Regions from separate parts of the Homo sapiens genome. Here region 1 is linked to region 2. The links are chromatin loops, found by intact Hi-C in ENCODE. Cell type or tissue: IMR-90. All regions are shown on one strand. Each heading gives the region's core, and the rest is flanking DNA. Links, peaks and the distances in the headings are about the cores only.

Region 1 (10,489 bases), core at 2,317-7,316, 49 kb after region 2:
ACTCTCTGTTCAGCACTCTCACCCTTTCTCACCCAAACTTAACTTCACAACAGGAAGATTTTGCTCTGAATTCTCAGAAGAAATTTCTGCTGATACCAGCTTCTGGTTTAAAATAGAAAAAAAGGAATACATAAAATTTTCCTCTACCATTGTATACACTACCTTGATCTCAAGAAATTAAAGTTATTCTGGAAGCATCCCCCCTCATTTATTTCACCACTCTCAGGAAACCATGCCTCTATAGAAACGTCTTTACTACAAACTCCTAGATGATGTCTTTTCTCTCTCCTCTTTTGCACAAACACCTCCTTTAAACCTCACCAGTGATCTCACGGTGGAAAGCCAAAAATCATACTGAATTCTAAAAGACTGATTAAATGCAGCCTTTACTAAAGCTCAAATAAAAGTATGCTCGTACAATCCGCCAACACTCCAGCTCTGTGTAGTGGAGTGTGTCATGGAGTCACATTCCCAGAAACACCAACCATTTTTAAAAAAAAAGAAAGCAAATTTTGAAAAAGCACTAAAATCTTCATGAGTTTTTAAACTCAAAGGCTAAAGGATTCACAGGTGCCAGGGATCTATACACACATATACATACATATATACACACACATATATATGTGTATATAGATACACATATATATACACACACGTGTATATGTGTGTTTACATATATGTATAAAGACTAAAGGTCCCAGGAGGAGGAGAGTGAATTTTTTTCTTTTTTTGAGACAGAGTCTCACTCTGTTGCCCAGGCTGGAGTGCAATGGCATGATCTCAGCTCACTGCAAGCTCCACCTCCCAGGTTCACGCCATTCTCCTGCCTCAGCCTCCCGAGTAGCTGGGACTACAGGTGCCCGCCACCACGCCCGGCTAATTTTTTGTATTTTTAGTAGAGACAGGGTTTCACTGTGTTAGCCAGGATGGTCTCGATCTCCTGACCTCAGGCAGCAAAACATCTTTAAAATCTGTTCTCTCCATTTTTGTCTTGTCTTCCCCACAAATGGCAGTTCTCAAATCCCAAACAAAAACTTCTTGGATATTCCCAAGCAGCATTTCATCTCCAACTCTATCCACTTCCAGATATGTTCTTTTTTCTTTTTCCAATAGTTGGGGCTTTTGTTTGTATGTTTGCTTTTACCTTTTCCAGTATGAATCTTATGGTCTTACCTGTTGCTTCTGCTCTTTCTGCTCAGATTGTAAAATAAGGCCCAGGAGGGAAAGACAGGCAGAGGAAATTGTCCAAGGGCCAAAGCTCCAGTTTTCTTTTTTGAGGAGATGGAGGCTGTGCTTCCATGTGCACAAATAACTTTAGTCCCTGTATACCCTGGCTAAAATTGATTCTAAGAAAGTAGACATATAGAGGAAAATGGATAAACAACTTAAGCTTCATGGTTCATGTGAAAAAACTTTTAGATAAGAGTTACATTTAAACTGTACCAAATCTATTTCCCAGAAAGTGTGGTTGTTAAGAAAAAAGCCCAAATGAGCGTAATTAAAGGTGTTTTCAATGGAGCAGGGCTTGACATTTCTCATCCCACACAGAAGAAAATGAATAGTGGTGCTGTCACCATTCAAAAACAACGATTTCTGGCACTTGTTCAATCAGATTCTCACCTTCTGATTGCAACAACACACAACCTCCTTTCTGCACCCAAGGTGGCAGGAAAACCTCTTTCCTTGACACACCCAAAGGGGCAAGACACACCCAAAGGCCCTTCTAGAGAAGAGGCCAGCTGTTTTACAATACTTTGTAGGAAATACTGGCTGCATAAACTTTTTTCATTTGATTTGAAATGGCAGTTGATCTCATTTTATACATTAAAATAATTCCTCAGGAGATGATGTCTGCCACCTATGCCACTCTCCAAACCACATTTTTAGCCTCTTCCTGTATGCTGCAGTTATTGAGAGCAATTAATGCTCCCCTAAACCAGAGTACACCAACCTGTGTCCCACCAAATGGATTGAAGCCTCAAAAACTATTGAGCTGCCTCCAACTCAATGGCCTGGGCTGCCTCCGGCTTTGAAAAGCTGTCCACTTATCCCAGGGTACCTCGTAAATCCTACCTTTTTTTCAAGTGCCATCACTTTCCAAAAGTTTATAAGCACTGACCTTTACATACTGTTTTTGGGCTCAGCTGCCCCTTCTGTCTGGAAAACCTTTTTATCTCTGTGATTTACACCCATCTGATTTCCTCCTCCAGGAACTCTTCCCTCATTTGACCTAAACCACTATTTGGTACGTCTCCTCTATGCTCTGAAATACCCCCTACCTCCTATGCCTAGATTCCACATACATGTGTAGAATTATCTGTAGCCACTAATAAGTAATTCCCCTACTGGATATTGCTTTGAGGACAAAGTCGTCATGACTGTTGCTACTCTACTCTTAAATGAAGTGAGGCTGAGTTTTTCAATAAGCTTCTGTTGCCATCTTCTCCATCTAGGGAAAACCTGTATACTTCAAGGCACCACTTAGGTCTCACCTTGCTGACAGCCTTTCTGCTTGATCTCAGCTCCAGTGAGAGCCAAGCTGTGGTGCTTTGTGCATGCTCCGTCATGGCACTGCATGCACTGTGTTCTAGTTTGATGTGCCTGTCTTTCCCTCTCATTAGACTGCAGCCTCATTGGCACCAGCACCATGTCTTATTTATAGTTGAATATCCAACACCTAGCAGTGCCTGGAATAGAGAAGCCTCTAAATGAACACTCTCTTTCCCAAGAAGATCAACCATAATTCTAGATAAATCACCAGGAAGTGAAGACATGTCAACGTTTTTGCTGCTTTTATAAACCCTTAAAACAAATTTCTCGCTCCATGCTCTAAACCGGTGGTTCTCAACCGCAGAGTACATCAATATCACCTACAGAGCTTGTTTAAACAGGTTGCTGGACCCCATGCCCAGAGATTCTGATTTATTGATCTGAGGAGGGGTCCAGGAATTTGCCTTTCTAACAAGCTTCCAGATGATCCCGAGGCTCCAAGTCCAAGAATTACATTTTGAGTAGCTCTGCACATAGCAAGCCATTGGATAATGCAAACAGATCTCCCCTGTGTCTTATCAAATGCATACATCTGATACTGGACTGAATGAATAATCTCAAAGAGAAACTTACCATATAGTGATTACATATTCTAGGTCAGAAGGAAAATACTCTAACTGTTTTCCACCCAGTATTCTTATCAGTTTTTGTTGCTGTTGTTTTTATCACATGGTCCAAAGGGAATTAACAATCAACTGGTACCTACTATGAAAGAGAGCTGGGTACAGAGTTGAAGAATGCAACCCTGAGGTCAGACTCCCTGATACCAAATCCTGGCTCAGCTTAATCTCTGTGCTCCAGCCTTCTCTTCTGTAAATTGGGACTTCTCTTACATGGTTGCTGTGAAGCTTCAATAAGTTTATACATGCAAAGTTTATACAATGTCTGGCACATAGTGCTAAAAAAGCATTAGCTTTCAGCATCACTCATACTCTTAAACATTACTGTTTTTATGCACACTATCTAATTTAATCTTCACCACAACTCTATAAACAGCTTGCCTATGGTCATACAATTAAAAAGAGCTAAAAATGGTATAGAAATCAAGGTTTTGATTCCAAAATTCATGGAATTGTTTTCTAACTCATTCATATGTGTGACGGCTTCTTAAAAGGCAGCTTCTTGGGTCCCATCTGACTGCCCAGATTCTAATCCTAGTACACGGGGGATGCAGAAGTCGGCATTTTAAATCGGCACACCAAGGAATTCTGCATCTGATGCTGGTGGTCTAGGGATATTTTCCATACACTGCCTGCCTTGCAAGATGAATGTTAGAATTAGCAAGAACAAGTGCAGGACAGAGCTTTAGAAACTAAATACTGAAAAAATGTCTATTATTATTATGGAATTAAATTGATTTTCCTCAAATGTTAGAGCTATATAAAAATAAAGAAATCATGTTAGAACACAGTTGTATGGCTGGGTGCAGTGGCTCACGCCTGTAATCCCAGCAGTTTGGGAGGCCAAGGCAGGTGGATCACCTGAGGTCAGGAGTTCGAGATCAGCCTGGCCAACATGGTGAAACCCCATCTCTACTAAAAATACAAAAAATTAGCTGGGAATGGTGGTGGGCGCCTGTAATCCCAGCTACTTGGAAGACTGAGGCAGGAGAATAGCTTGAACCCAGGAGGTGGATGTTGCAGTGAGCCGAGATCGCACCATTGCCCTCCAGCCTGGGCGACAACAGTAAGACTCCATCTCAAGAAAAAAAAAAAAAAAAAGAATACAGTTGTATTAGTCTGTTCTCACACTGCTATAGAGAACTGCCAGAGACTGAGTAATTTATAAAGGGAAGAGGTTTAATTGACCCAGTTCCGCATGGCTAGGGAGGCCTTAGGAAACTTACAATCATGGCAGAAGCAGAAGCAAACACATCCTTCTTCACATGGCAGCAGGAGAGAGAAATGCTGAGCAAAGGTGAGGGAAAGCCCCTTATAAAATTATCAGGTCTTGTGAGAACTCACTCACTATCACACGAACAACATGAGGGTAATCACCCCCATGATTCAATTACCTCCCATGAGGTCCCTCCCATGACAGACACATGGGGATTATGGGAACTACAGTTCAAGATGAGATTTGGGTGGGGACACAGCCAAGCCATATCAACAGTGGAGAACTAAAAGCTATTGCTCTAATTTGACCAGATAAATGAAAACTAAAATTCTGTGGAATCAAATGATTTCACAAAGATTAAGAACTCAGTTTCGAAGGCCAGGCGCGGTGGCTCACGCCTGTAATCCCAGCACTTTGGGAGGCTGAGGAAGGCAGATCATGAGGTCAGGAGATGGAGACCATCCTGGCTAACACGCTGAAACTCCGTCTCTATTAAAAATGCAAAAAATTAGCCGGGCATGGTGGCGGGCGCCTGTAATCCCAGCTACTCGGGAGGCTGAGGCAGGAGAATGGCGTGAACCTGGGAGGCGGAGCTTGTAGTGAGCCGAGATTGTGCCACTGCACTCCAGCTTGGGCGACAGAGCGAGACTCCATCTCAAAAAAAAAAAAAAAAAGAACTCAGTTTCTAGAGTCAGATAGACTTAAATGTCACCCTCAATTCTGTTTCTTATTACTGTGTGATATTGGGCAACTTATTTTACATCTCTGAGCCTCAGTTTGCTCATTCGTAAAACAGAATACCTACCTCAGAGGATTGTAGTTAATACTAAGTGAAATAATGCATGTGAAGTACCTAACCCTGGGCCTGGAACGGAACAGATTCTCAATAAGCTGTGCCTTTGTTATTCCTATAAACACCCATAGCCAGTTAACAGGAGTTGGACAGGAAAGGGAGGATGTTGTATTTGAAAATAGAACAGCTTTATCCACTGATATTAAAAGGTAAAGAAAATGACAGTATTTTAAAATGTAACCCTACTTAGGAATGTTTAGTGTTTACCATTTTCCCTCACATGTGTGTAAATCTCTGCAGCACCACATCTCTGTAAGACCTGAGAAACATGATTAGTGTGTGCCCTAAGAGGCTCTTCCCAAAAGAGCTCTTCATGGTCCCCAGAGTCTAAAGCAGAAATGGACATTGGCACTTGCTCAGCAGCTGCAGAGAAATGAGAAACCTTCTGAGAAAGTGCTTTCACTCACTGTGGCTTTCTCCTCAGTAAATAGCCCCTTCCCACAACCATTACAAACCCATACATTCTAAAATGTCTCATAAATCACTAGAAAGATCCTGACTCCAGTGTCTCCTTTCTATGGACACAGGGAAATAACAGGAATGAAAGAACCGTTAAACAAGAGCACTCACTTGCCCCTGTTTGGTTAACACTGTCCATAAGCAAATTCTGAATCCAGGATTCATGTATGTGTTTCTTTGGAAAACAGAAATGCAGAAGTAAAAATTAATTCTAAATGCTTAAAAAGCATGAGTTGAAATTGCCTAAACATTATATGCTTCTGGCATGTCATGAAAGTGATCTGGTGTGACATAATTCTTAGAAAACACTCCAATGCAGACAGAACAGAAATGCACTACTTGAAAAGAAGACAAAGAATTGTATTGTGAGATCAGCTCTTCTGTCAAGTGAGTAAGTGGGGCTGTTCATTGGGTACAAAGGATTCAGTTAGCCCTAATATTCTAGAATTCTAAGGTTATTTACTCATATATATTTATATATGTGTGTACACAGATACACATGTACATATATAAATATTACCTGGTTCCAGGTGTATGATAGAATGGTGTGATACTACTTTAAATACACCAGAATTATTTTTTTTTATTTTTATAATTTCAACTTTTATTTTAGATTCAGGGGTACATGTGCAGGGCTGTTACCTGGGTATATTGTGTGATGCTGAGGTTTGGGATACAATTGACCCCGTCACCCAGGTACTGAGCATAGCACCTGATACTTTTTCACCCCTGCCTCCCTCCCCCTCCCCAGTGTCTATCGTTGCCATCTTTATGTCCATAAGTACCCACTCTTTAGTTCCCACTTATAAGTGAGAACATGAGCACACCAGAATTCTCTCTCCTTAGCATTAAGTTTATTCATAAACACCAAGATGTTTCTTACCAAATGGAAAAAGGAAATTATTTAAAAATAAAACTACCTCCAAGAAGTATCATAGTATTTTGTTAGGTTAAAGGTTAGGCTAAAATCCTGAAAATGCTGCCATTGTGGAACTCGGAAAATGTTACCAGGTTTTTAAAATTACATTTAATATGTCACGCAATTTATACAAAGTCTTGCCTTGGAAACAGGGGGGAATAGGTTCTAGGACCTACCCCCAATACCAAAAAGTGATGCTCAAGTTCCTTATATAAAATGAGAAAGTATGCGCATGCTCCCGTATACTTGAAATCATCTTTAGATTACTTATATACATAATACAGTGTAATGCTATGCGAATAGTTGTTATACTATATTGGTTTTTATTTATATTATTTTTATTTTTGCATTGTCAGCTCTCCCCACTGCCCCCCGGAATATTTTCCATCAGCTGTTGGTTAAGCAAGAGATGGAGACCCACTCATGCAGAGAGCTGATTTGTACTTATATTTTGTGTGTGGAATTTGTTGTGCTTTTTTTTTTTAAAAGAGATATCCCTCTTGTAAAACTACACAAAGAAGTCCAAAATTGGAAGTGTAAACGGAACAAAAAGGGGAAGAGAGCTCGGAATCCGCCTTCCAAAAAGGCACACAGACCGTTTATCCATTAAATCTCAGGTTGTCGCAGCTTCCTAAACAAGCCCTTTCTTCTTCCTCCCAGCCCCCCCAACCCCAACCCCACCCTCTGTCATCTTCAATATATAAAAGCTTTTTTTTTTTTTTTTTTAACCTATGAAAGGGGACTGGCACCGCTGTCCAGGCGCCCGACTCTTCCACCTGCTCCCGCGGAATTGCGCTCAGGCCTGGCCTCTCGCAGATCGCGCTCCCGCGGCCACGAGCCCCGGGGGAAGGTGACACTTCTCCCTCCTTCTTTCCCTCCTCACTGTCCGCAACATTAAAAGAAGAAAAAACAAAGGGGGTCGGGGGGGAAGCACAAGGGATCCCCTCGTGAATGGCGTCCCGGTGGCAGGTCTCTTTCTGAGCTGGGGTAAACATCCCAGTGGAAAGCGCCAGCCCCGGGGGTCTCCCACAGAAACCTGCACTCATTCCCAGGCAGAACAGGCAGCTGGACTTGGAAATGGCAGGAAAACAGAAGCTCTAACTAGGCGACTCAAGATGTCATCTTTTCCTGCGAACTGGAAACTGCACAGCACAATCCCAGTGGTTCCCAGGGACAATGGGACGCTCACAGAACGTCCTTCTCATCCTGCGCGGCTGACAGAGCCCCTGCCTGGTGCCCGGCACAGGGGCGGGGGGAGCTAAAGTGAATATCACCAGTTTTCCAGTTAAAAGCGCCTCCTATTTAGGTTTACAGATTTACTAGCCAAAAGACACTTTCAATTTGTCCTGTGCACTTTTGTGCTCTGTGGTCAACCTTAATGTCGAATCGACTGCCTGCCCCTGTCTCCCCACCTAGCTTCATTCCGATGAGATGAGTGTTCAAAGAGGAGCTAGACAATAATTTTAATATCTATTTTAATGTTTGTATTAACCCAAGAGAAATACAAAATAAACCTTTAATAGGGGGCGGGGGAGAGAGTTCATTCCCTAGGCAAATACCGTGCCAAAGTTCTGACCTGTACAGGTGCCTAAGCATTTGCTGCCAGAGGTACTTTCTGGAAAAAAAAAAAAAAAAATAGAAGAAAGAAGAAAGAAAGAGGAGGAGGAAAAAGAGGAGGAGAAGGAAGAGGAGGAGGAGAAACCTACAAAACAAATACAAGTTAGCTGTAGTCTCTCTTAGAAGATAAATGGCACAAAATCTTCATTTTATATTTTGCACATTTTCCCCTGAATCCTTCTATAATCCCAAACTTCTCAGCAAACCAAACATTTGAACAAGAATATGATAATGAACCATCATTTCTTAATGTGGGAAGCTGGTTTTGTTTATGAATATGCACAGAACATCCTTGCCCTGGGAGATGCTTGTGTCTGAAATGTTTAGTGAGAGCTAACCAGGTCTTTGGGCCGGCCTAACTTGGTGCAAATAAAATTTGAACTCCATGTGTACACAGGCTTAAGAAGAGAATTTTAAAGAAAAAATGTACTGTTGTGTTCCAGATGGATTTGGAACCTTCTTTACATTCCTGATTATCCAAACTTTATGTTTTCTGGAATATGCCTGATACATGAATGGAGAAGGTTTGCAAGATGATTTCAAATGTTAGGACTGGAAGGAACCTGAGAAAATTATCCATTAAGCCAACATTCTCATCTTTGCAATCAGGGAACCAACATCCTGAGAGTCTGTGACTTGGAACTAAATGCGTAATATATAAACAACCCTTAAAGACAGGGAAAGCCTGGAAGCCACCATTCAGGTCTAACTAGACAGTAGCAGCACAACCACGTAAAAATCCTCTCGGCAGTCCTCCTTCCACATTGACAGGGAGGAGGCTACCCGAGAGCCCTATGTCTATATAAAGCATCGCACTGCAGAGTCCCTCCCTGATCCTTGCTCTCTTCTTGAATACTTGCCCTTCAGTCTTCTAATGAGGCCCTTCTAGGTGGAAGCAGAGGACTAAAGCACTAGGATGCTGTGGTCCAGGCAGTCTCATATGCACCATATACACAATGTGCACTTAACCCTCTTAACCTGCAAGAGGTAGGAAGCTTTGTTTGAATGTTAGTAATATATTTGGCACCAGTAATGAGAGGAGAACTGAGAATGGGTAATGAAGAGTAAACTCGAATCAAAGCAGAAGCAAGCTGTCTCTTCCTGTCTTGCAGGCATAAGCCTGCTCATGAGCATCATGAAGGGGAAGGGGGAGAGAGAGACCGCAAAAGGGGAGGCTTCTCCAGTGGAGTTCCATTTATTTTTTTTACAAAGGTTAAAAGGGCTTCTTTTGAAACGGAGGCCTAGAATTTAAACCTCTACACCAAAAAAGACATGACATTATCTGAAGATATTGCCTAGTAACCCATTGTGCAATCAATATTCATCTAAAAGAGGTGAGTTTTCTCTCCAAAATAAGTATTTTTATTTTTGTTTTTGAGACGGAGTCTAGCTCTGTCACCAGGCTGGAGTGCAGTGGCGCAATCTTGTCTCACTGCAACCTCCGCCTCCCACGTTCAAGCAATTCTCCTGCCTCAGCCTCCTAAGTAGCTGGGATTACAGGCATGCGCCACCACACCCAGCCAATTTTTATATTTTTAGTAGAGACGGGGTTTCACCATGTTAGCCAGGATGATCTTGATCTCCTGACCTCATGATCTATCCACCTCAGCCTCCCAAAGTGCTGGGATTACAGGCCTGAGCCACTGCGCCCGGCCAGAACTAAGTATTTTTAATGTAGATTATTTTGGTTTAGCTAATGAGAAGAATTAGAACTCATCAAAAAATGTTGGTTTCAACAGACTTTTTGTTGATCTCTACTAAGATTCTTTGTTCAGAAATTTGGACTCCTGTTGCACCAGGAAATCTTTGGTTTCTGAGAAGCAGAACAATATTTACCTGGTTTGAAGCTGTGGGTGAGGTTTCTTTTCCTCAAATGAGGCCAGTGTTTCTTAGCCTGTAACACCCTAAATCTCATTAGAACTTGCCACCAGACCCCTCCTCTACTCATCCTTTCTCTTCTCTTCCTCTGGGCGGACCTGGCTGCTGGTCCTAGTTGTTTTCCTAATGAAGCCAGCTGTGTTAAGGCACAGCTTAAAGGAGTCTACTTTTGTAATTTGCACTGTCTCAAACTAATTATTATACTTAAATCATCTAGAAGTGTGATTTATTCATTCACTTTTTAAAGCCATTGACTGTGCTGATGAGCAAAGTGGAAATTAGTAAAATTTCCCTGTACATCACATCAGTTCTCTGTTAATCTATGTTCTGAGAAAATTAAGAATAATAAACTTTTATCTAAGCACCTCAAATGTTAC
Region 2 (10,489 bases), core at 2,478-7,477:
AAAGTGAACTTATAAGTTCGGCACAAACATTCCAAGCTTCATCCAAACCAGGCATGAAAAGATTTGAAATGGTTCTTTTCCTGGCACCGTTCTTTTATTTTACCCCTGTCCATAATTAAGTGAATAATAAACTTGGAAAAGATGTAAATTGCTGTCATGGGCGTTCTGCAGCAATTTTCATTCACTCAGAAGTGGGATTAAATAAAAGACCTTGAAAATATAATGCATTTCTCTTTATCTCGTGACGCAGTATAAAAATATCTAAGAGAAGAAGGGCAGAAAATAGAAAAAAAACTGCAGCCAATTATGTAAGAGCCACACTCTCCATTAGGTAGAAGTCTGACCACCAAAGTATTAAACGAAACTACCAGGCAGTGGCTTCTCTTGTGAACTGGACACCAGTTAGATCATTTTTTAACAGCCTCTGCCTCTATATAAGATTATTTTCTGTAATAATCACTATTTTCTGGAGTGGGCTATTTAGTTTTAACTTTTAAAAATTTTTTTAACTTTAAAGATATCTTTTAAAATTAAAGATATTTTAATTTTAAAGATACTATATTTAAAATTCCATAAAATATTTCATGTATGAAATAAAATTTGCATTTGTCAAACAAAAACATTACACCTCACAGTTCACCACTCCATTTCACTGTTTAAAGTGCAAATAAAAATTCTGTGATGTGTGAAATGAATCTCTGTAAAGGACTCCTCAGCCTACCTTTTAATAGAATTGAATAGAAATCTATTTTCTGTGGTTAAGCGTGGGCAACAAGCTTTCCCACCAAAAATGGGCATTTTCCTATACAAATGCTTTTACTCAAAAGTAGTTAAAGTTGTAAATATATCTGCCCCACAATGGATAAGCGTATGGCTCCCTCATTCAACATTAACTGCTGCAATTGTTTAGAACTTAGTGCAACAAATTGTGTGTGTTTGTGTATGTAGGAGTATGTTATCTTTGACATTGTTTATAATTGCCAGCATATGGTAATAATAAAAAGCAGACCAAATTTTAGTTGATTTTGTATTGCTTTTAAGTTCTTCATAAACCATGTGCCTGCTCATTGTCTGTACCTGAGGCAAAGTGCTCCCACAGCTATGCCCCTTTGTATGACACTACCGCCAGGCAAGGGCACAACTGTAATCTGAGGTTATACAAGGAAACTGCCCAGACACAAGGATTCCACTTCTGGTTGAATCTAGACAGAGAAATCAGTAGGGTACCTCACCTCCAGAATATCAGTGAGAACTGGTAAAGTGTTTGTTGGATGAAATTTTTTAAATGATATAAAAAAAAGTCCAGTCCTTTCAGAGGATGATAATTTTTTAAAATGAGATTCTAATTCTCACGTCTTGATTAAATGAAACATGCTTTTTCCAGGTCTTCACTTTCCATTCTGGATTGTAAATATTTGCTGAGTGAACAAACAAATAGATGTTTGGGTGAGTTCATGAGAGGAGAGCTACTATTTATATATCTACTTGAACTCATGTCTCTCAATTTGCTAAAAGAAATGGTAATAGGATTATCTACTCAGAGGGTGCTCCAGAAACAAACAGGTGAACTGAACAGGTAACCAAAAGCTCACCAACAAATTTCAAGTCCAGACCTGGAATTGTGTACATGATATTCAGAACACAGAAAGGCGTCCCAAGTCTAGGATGGCCAACTTTTCAGTAAATGCCAGAGAATGACAAACAGCACCATATCTTGTCCTATAGCCCTCTTTGCTGCCATAAGGAAGAGGGCCAAGAAAGAAAGAGAAATTAACTGAGCCTTTTACTTTGGAAATGCCATGTTAGCCATGAAGACTTAATGTTTCAGATATGTCCTGTGTTCTTTCACTTGACCATAAACTCTAACCCTGGATCATTTACAATCAGTGAGGACAAGCATCTGAATTTAGGATCAACCAAAAGAACCCATTCCAAAGGTTTTCCTCTGCTGCTGTCAGAATACAGGAGTTTTCTCCTTTTTATTCTAATCCTCCCACTAGCAGAGAATAAAGCTTTTTCATTTCTTATTACCTTTATTCTGTTAATCTAACTCTAAGACTCTTTACAAAAGGAAGGAAATTGAGAAGAAACTTATTTCAGAAGAAAAGTTACTCCATAAAAAAAAGACATACACACATACAAAAATAATAAACTCCAAAGGTTTTTTTTGTAATGCATGTGTTTCCTTAAGTTGGGTAGTGGATACACAGGAATTCATCAAATTATTCTCCATAATGTTTTTAATGTCTTAAGTGTTTGATAATAAAGAAATCTGCTCATTGTAATAAATTCAAGTAAGATGAGTTTTTAAAAAGTCAACAAAAAAACTTACCATTCAGAAAAAACTAACATTTGGTGAGTATTATTCTGTGTGTGTGTGTGTGTGTGTGTGTTTGTGTATTAGTAGAAGAATGTATGAATGCCTAAATGGACATAATTTCACACAAATGAAGTCATAATAGAAATGCCATTTATTTATTTATTTATTTTATTTATTTATTTTTGGAGACAGAGTCTCACACTACCACCCAGGCTGAAGTACAGTGGCATGATCTCGAGGCTCACTGCAACCTTCACCTGGTGGGTTCAAGTGATTCTTGTGCCTCAGCCTCCCAAGAAGCTGGGAATACAAGCACATGCCACCACACCCGGCTAATTTTTGTATTTTTAGTAGAGACGGGGTTTCACCATGTTTTCCAGGCTGGTCTTGAACTCCTGGCCTCAAACGATTCACCCACCTCAGTCTCCCAACGTGCTGAGATTACAAGTGTGAGCCACCACACCCAGCCTAGATGCTATTTATTTAAAATATTAACTTAAAATTTTCTTCAGTTAATCAGAAAAAATTAAATTAAAACTGAAGGGGATTTTTTTAGCCACAGGAAAATTATTTACTAAAAGCTTAAAGAGAAAAAATACAAAAAGACCCAAAACATCAGACGCTTCATTTTTTTTTAAATAAAAGTGAATCCCATAGAAAATATCAATTGCCTCAGCAATGAGTGTTGAAAAAAGTGATTACTCTTACACTTCCCATTTCTCATTTTTTTCAGACTATTTCTCTATGATCAAGATTATAACATTTACATCCATCTTTATAACCATAATTCCCATATTTGTTTAATGTCATTCTGTGATTAAATGGATTCCAAGTTCACCAGGCCCTTCGCTATGGCTGTTCTTTTGCTGGGTTCCCATATTTACATCTTCCATGGCTAGATTTCATCGTCACATACTTTTTCAAGTAGAATTCAGTTCTTCTGTCTCTGAAAAAATCTTTGGCCATTACACTTGAATGATAACTTGCCTCAGTATAACATTTTGGGGGTTCACAATTCTTTCTTAGACATTACAACAGATTTTTTTCTGGAATGCAGTGTTGCTGTGGAAACATCTCTGGCCTGATTTTTCTCTTCCTTGTAAATGACTTGCATTTTCTACCTGGATCCATGAGCAATTTATTCTCCATCCTTGAAGCAGACAACTTAACTAAGACATAGTTCAGTGTCAGCCACTCTGTAGCCATTTTTCTTTGAACCTTGTTCAGGAAACTTTCTTCCTCTTATGTCTTTGAAGAGTCTGCACACTTCATTTGTTGGGCTGTGTCCTCTAAGTCCACCAATTATTCTTAAATGTTTGATTATCTTTGTCTGCCTTCAATATGTATCTAATTTCTCTTAAATGTTTCACTCTTGTTTTCCTCTGCAAGCATTGTGATTATTTCAGGCCCTTTCTCTGTCGGTAATTCAGTTTATTGCCGTGTCTGTTCTATTCCCTGATACATCAGATGTAAGTGTCAGGTCTATAATGGTATTGATTTGTTCTTCAGTTTCTTTCTTTAGGTTTTCCATCACTTCTTCTTCTTCCTGTTCTAATGTCCCAGCATCTCATTTCTGAGTTCTTGTTTTGTTGAATTTGTGATCTTATTAAGCTCTTTTATTGAATAAATCTCTCTATTCCGTGAGCTATGGTTTCTTACAGACTCGATTCTCTGGGTGTTCAATGTTATATTCCTTTCATCCTCTCTTATTTTGGGGGGAGCGTGGTATGTTTGCCCAGGGCTTGCTCTGATGTGGTGTGGGTAAATTCTTATCAGCTCTCTTCCCATTGTATTGGAGACCACATTGTGTTCACCTCTGAGCTAGAGTTTGAGGAGACTGTGTCCATGTTTCCGTTACCTGCTCTCCTGGGAGTGGAGGTGAATGGCCAGCTGGATCTATGTGCAGCTTTTTTGGGGGGGATCTGAATTATTTTCTCTCTTCCAACATTTGATTTGATATACAGTCCCAGGCCTTGCTCCACCTAAGTGGGGACATGTTCTATTTCCATAGGGGAATATCCTTCTGCTTCAGATGGATTTCCGGTTTGACACGAAGCGTTAGAACCTAGACTCTGTCAGAGAGAATCAGCCCCTGTTCCTGATGTTCCCCATTTCACTGACATATCTCTCCTCAGTAGCAAGTCCTATTCTTCCAATCCAAAGAGGGAACATAAGCTATTTGTGATTTGGGAGCTTGGTATTTAATAGTTGGGTGAGGGGGTCCTAGAAGAGGTTAGAGGATAGAACCTCACTTACGGTTTTCGAAGCACCTCCCCAGCCACACACAGACACAGATATTCACACCTGCTCTTAGTCCTTTAGAGAGCCTGGCATGTATAAATCCCCCTGGTCTGCTTGTTCAGAGCCTTCAGCCGAATCCTTCCTCTCCAAATTGAGCAACAACACTGGGCATAAGAATTTTCAGTATTTTACTGAGTCATCTGTTTTGGGGGATGTGGACAGAGTTAATAACTGAACAACTCAAAACCTACATTCTTACTGTGTCAGGGTTCCCTAGGCCACCCCCAAGTTCAATGACTTGCTTATGATCTTATTATTTTATTGAATAAAGCCAAGGACACCAGTCCTTTAGGACTCACAGGACTCAGCATATATTTGTACTCATGGCTAAGATTTATTACAGCAAAATCAGCAAAGGGAAAAGGCTAATGGATGAAGTCTGGAGGAAACCAGGAACAAGCTTCCAAGAACCGTCTCCTGGTGGCATTGCACAGGACATGCTTATTTCTTCCAGCAATACCCTGTGGCATGCACTGTCTACCAGGAACACATACCTGAGCCTAAAAGAACAGAGTTTTTATCAAAGATTGGTCACACAGGCACATAGGACCCATATGACTAACTGCAATCCCTGACATTTCATGTTCCCAGAAGGAAGGCAGGTATCCAGCATAAACCACATTGTTTGTATAGTAAGTCAATCTTATCATTTAAGGAAAGTTTTGCATCAGTGTAGGGAAGTTTTTACTAACCCAGTTCCCAGACACCAGCCAAGGACCAACTTTGCAAACAGGCTTTTCTAAGGCCAGCAGTATCAGGCCGGCTATGCCTTTCAGCACACATACCTTGGTCACTATTTTTCAAAATACAACATGAGATGTACATCTATCTGAGTCCATTTAAACTTTAATGTCCCCACTGTTTCTTCCATATACTCTTTATATACTAGAATAATGGGAGAAAAGTCAAGAAAATCTATAAAACTACAGCATGAAGATTGCCGTTAGAGTCACCCTTCCACTTCCTAACTGTCTTAATTCCATCTCCACAACTTCACATTCATTTACTCACATTGTCTTTGACTGAAACAAACAAGAAGAAAAAGAAAAACAGCAAAGCAATAAATTTGAAGTCTATTTTTAAAGTTTTGTAAAATCTCCAGCTCCAAAAGAGGTAAAATCAATTTTAGCTAAATTTGATGCTTTAATCAAATCTCAGACATCCTAATTAACATGTGACATAAAATCTAAATTTACACATGAAATTTCTAGGTAGTCAGATATGCAATAATATGTGCCAATATTACCTCTATAACTTTTCTTAGTTGAGTATAGTTTCACTATTTGAGTAGCCAAGAGGTTGTGTCCAAGCAAAAAACAAAAAAAGAGCTAGAGTGTTTCTTTTTTAAAATCTGGAAGAGATATACTTTGTTTCAATACATCCTACTCAGTTAAATGACTCATATTTTTATGTCATTTGCTTATCCACAAAATAACCTGAGATGTATGTAAGAAAAAAAGATGTATGTATAGTTTCACTATTTGAGTAGCCAAGAGGTTGTGTCCAAGCAAAAAACAAAAAAAGAGCTAGAGTGTTTCTTTTTTAAAATCTGGAAGAGATATACTTTGTTTCAATACTTCCTACTCAGTTAAATGACTCAAAATACTTTTATGTCATTTGCTTATCCACAAAATAACCTGAGATGTATGTAAGAAAAAAAAAGCCTCTCCCTGTTAAGTCATTACCTACATATTTTTAAAGTATCTTATCCTCAAAATGACTGTGATACTTCTACTCTAGAAGCTGATATGATATATATATTTATATATAAATATTAGTATATATTATATATATATATATATATATATATATATATATACTTTTAAATCTTCCTGGGGGGGAGAGAAAGAAAAAATATTTAATTTATGGCATCTAAATATTAGAGATCAAATACACATAAATAGAGCAAATCAGGTGTACCAATATCTGCATGGTGTACATAAATGGAAATGTATGCATATTCACGCATTTCACCAATTATTTCAAACCTTAAGGTGAGATTCTAGTTCCAGAACAGCAACTGGCTAACCTGAAAAAATTTAATAACCACTCAGTAATGAGGAATTAGATATGGTCCCTTTACCACACCACCCACATCTCTGTAACTTCTTAAACCATTTCACAAACAGGTCTCCAAAACCTTCTATTTGCTCTCATAGAAACCAGTGGTCATTGGTTCTGAGATATATACAAAGGGCCAAAGGTAAAAGGCTGAATAACTGATTCTTACTAGAGAAAGGAAATATTACTCAGCTTGAATTTCCTCCTCTTCTTCCTGCAAATTGAAATTCTTGCTCTAATCAGGATGTTTCCAAACACATACGAAATGGACAAAAAGGGAGAGGAAATTAAGTATCCCAGGATGTGCTGTAGGCATGTAATGAGACCCACAGCAGTTTCTAGGACCCAGTGATCACCTTGCTATCACATATTTGCTCTTATTGTAACACATTTTCTCCTAACTAGTTACAATAAAATTAATAGAACTAAAATGCTCATCTCTGTTTTCCTTTGCCCTCCATTTTTCCCTTTCTCTTTTTGCTTTTTTATAAGCTCAGAGAGTTATAGAAAAGGGGGTTGCTTTGGTTACCATTAAATCAATCTCACCTCATATCCTTTCACAAGTATAAAATGAATTCTGAGTGATTCTGATTATAGCAACTGTACCCTAGCCCTGATCAAACCTAATTACAATTTGATGCAGGGCCCCATCATTGTTGCATCTAGGTAATGGAGCCTGTATTCCAGCCAGCAGTGCCTCGTTAATGAATAGGAGAGATGAGAGGCCTACACATTGTCTCCAGTGACCTCTTCTGCATCGTAGAGAGCGAACTGCATTGATAAACACACTAAGATGGGTTATTATCCATTATTCAGTTTTACAATTAGCGAACACCTGGCACCAGGGCAGCCAGGAGCTCTTTGCTTCCCATTTGTATCTATGCAAGCGCCAACTCTGACACAATATAGTATGCCAATTTCCCTTCATTAAAGGAAAGAACTTGTAAAGAAAGGGCTGAGGGAGGCTTAGGGAGGTGCTGTTGCTGTTTTTAAGTCTCCTTACTGTTTGAAAGAGACAGATATTGGCAGAAATCCTGTTAGAGATGGCTTTGAGAGGGGTGGCCTTTTAAATATTGTCCTTTTGTGTTAAGAAGAACTTAGAGACCAGTGAGCTCCCCACCAGTTCCTGAAGGCCATTGCGTGTCCAGATTAACAAGACAATGAGGAGCCACAAAGAACAAAGAAATGCAGCGTTGCCGTCTTCGAACCTGTAGAAAAGGAAAACCCATTGCATTTTGTTGAGTCCTGGCTACCTATGGACTTTCGGTTCTCTTCTGACTTTACAAATCTTTATTTCCAACACTCAATTCCCTTTAAGGAAAGCTGCCTGTCTTTGGTGGCAAATACATTTCAGATGTTTTTATCTTTATGTGAGTTATTTAATTTATGATCATTCTTTTAAAAGAAAAAAAATATCCAGTGAAGATTTTTTTTTTGCCAGCAGCAGTTAACAGGCAAGTTTTGAGCCTCCAGGACAGATGACTTCTATATTTGAGATGTCACTAGACGCATTTTCCATATCCTAACAACTTCATAAGCTGTGGGGGAAGGTAGGAGAATGAGAAAGGGAGAGGGATCACAAGGTAGTGGGGCGTGTGGCCTTCATGTATGCTTTTAAAGCAATTTGGAGCCTCTAAAGTCAGCTTAAACTGGGGTTCCCAGGAATCCCTGGAAAAACTGGCTGCCCTTCCAAACTCACCAAAGAACAAACTGGAATCACAAAAGGCAATTTGGATTAACATCTGAAGATGGAATATTGAGTTTACAGGTTCTCTACCAGAAACACACCATGGCTCATAGGCATTATTGGCAGCCTTTGAGCCCAGGGGCTTGTTTGGAAATGACAGCCTCAGCCACCACATAGGTCCCTCAGCAGCCAGTGCTCAAGGCCCTGCTCACATTCTTCCCTACCTCTCATCTCTTTCCAGCACCTAAAAAACAAGATGAACACCACAAAACACAACAAAAAAGGATGGTTGCCTTCCGAGAAGTGTGCAAGGGCCTTCAGTTTTACAGTTACAATAATGAAAGAAGACATGGTCTCACCAAAGCTTGAGTTGGCACCCAGGGATTTCCTCAAGTCTACACAAATATGGGTGGCTTAGTCAAAGACTTGCCAGCTTCCATTATTCTATTATTGTGTCTTTTTTTAAGTTTATTTTTTATTTTTATCTATTTAAGGGATAAAATTATAGATTTCTCTTTTTTGTTTTGTTTTGTTTTTTGAGATAGAGTCTCACTCTGTTACCCAGGCTGGAGTAGAGTGGCGTGATCTCAGGTCACTGCAGCCTCTGCCTCCCAGGTTCAAGCAATTCTCCTGCCTCAGCCTCCCGAATGGCTGAGATTACAGGCACACGCCACCATGCCTGGCTAATTTTTGTATTTTTAGTAGAGATGGGGTTTCACCTTGTTGGCCAGGCTGGTCTCGAACTCCTGACCTCAGGTGATCCGCCCACCTCAGCCTCCCAGAGTGCTGGGATTACAGGTGTGAGCCACCGCGCCCAGCCACAAGTATAGGTTTCTTACATGCATATATTGTGTAGTGATGAAGTCTGGGCTTTTTGAAGTCTGGATGATTACCTCTCAGGTAATTTTTCAAACTTCACCTCTCCCCTGCCCTTCCACATTTTGTAGTCCCCAGTGTCTATTATTCTACTCTGTACATGTATGTGCACTCAACGTTTAGCTCCCACTTACACGTGAGAATGTGAAGAATTTGACTATTTCTGAGTTATTTCACTTAGGATAATGTCCTCCAGTTGCATCCATGTTTCTGCAAAAGATATTGTTTCATCCTATTTTATGGCTAAGTAGTATTCCGTAGTATGTATATACCACATTTTCTTCATCCTATCCTCGGTTGACAAATACTCAGCTTGATTCCATATCTTGGCTATTGTGAGTTGTGCTGCAATTAACATGGACGTGCAGAAATCTCTTCAATATATGGATTTCCTTTCTTCTGTGTATATACTCAGCAGTGAGATTGCTAGATTATGTGGCCTATTTTTTGTTTTTTGAGGAACTTCCATATAGTTTTCCATGATACTGGTACTAATTTACATTCCCACCAAGTATATACTAACATTCTCCTTTTTCCACATCTTCATCAGCATTTGTTATTATATTTTTGATAATAGCACTCCCATGTTTTAGTACTATTCACAATAGCCAAGATATGGAATCAAGCTAAGTGTCCATCAGTAGATGAATGGATAAAGAAAATGTGGTATATCTTCACAATGGAATATTATTCAGCCATAAAATGAATAAAACCCGATTATTTGCAGCAACATGGATGACCTGGAGGACATTACATTAAGTGAAAATAAGTCAGGCACAGAAAAACAAATATCACATGTTCTCATCTATATGTAGGAGCTTAAAAAGCTGATCTCAGGGAGGAAGCAATGATAGATGCCAGGGCCTGGGAAGGGTAGCAGGAAGGAAAGGATGAAGAGAGGTTGGTTAATGGGTACAAAAATACAGTTAGAAAGAAGGAATATGGTTTAATGTTCAAGAGCACAGTGGGATGACTATAGTTATCAATAATTTATTGTATATTTCAAAATAGCTAGAAGAGATTTAGGATGTTCTCAACATAAAGAAATGATAAATATTTGAGGTGATGGATACCCCAATTACCTTGATTTGATCTTACACATTGTATGCATGTATCAAAATATCTCATATACTCTATAAATATGTACAATTATTATGTATTAATTGTTTTTAATTCCATGAAGCCATCACTTTTCAACCATCAAACTAGCAAAGTTGTTTTGCAAGAGTTTGATGGGTTGAGCA

What was found. A loop is a pair of places that touch in the nucleus more often than their neighbours do. Peaks named below come from ENCODE experiments on the same cell type or tissue, not always from the same donor. Only the 100,000 strongest peaks of a DNase experiment are listed, where the experiment ranks them.
Region 1: a loop joins it to region 2, with 1.9 times the contacts of the local background. A loop is called at or near these places in 1 of 110 quality-filtered maps.

Annotation. Positions count from the first base shown.
Region 1 is chr9:84,099,402-84,109,890 of GRCh38, reverse strand. No RefSeq gene overlaps it. Among named protein-coding and RNA genes, the nearest start is that of RMI1, 120 kb to the right of the region's middle. In IMR-90, for the core only: no CTCF peak of the experiment used is centred there; no DNase peak of the experiment used is centred there; H3K27me3 peaks cover 1,152 bases.
Region 2 is chr9:84,148,772-84,159,260 of GRCh38, reverse strand. No RefSeq gene overlaps it. Among named protein-coding and RNA genes, the nearest start is that of SLC28A3-AS1, 120 kb to the left of the region's middle. RefSeq lists an enhancer at 7,169-8,105. In IMR-90, for the core only: no CTCF peak of the experiment used is centred there; DNase peaks (open chromatin) are centred at 4,750 and 5,230; H3K27ac peaks cover 186 bases.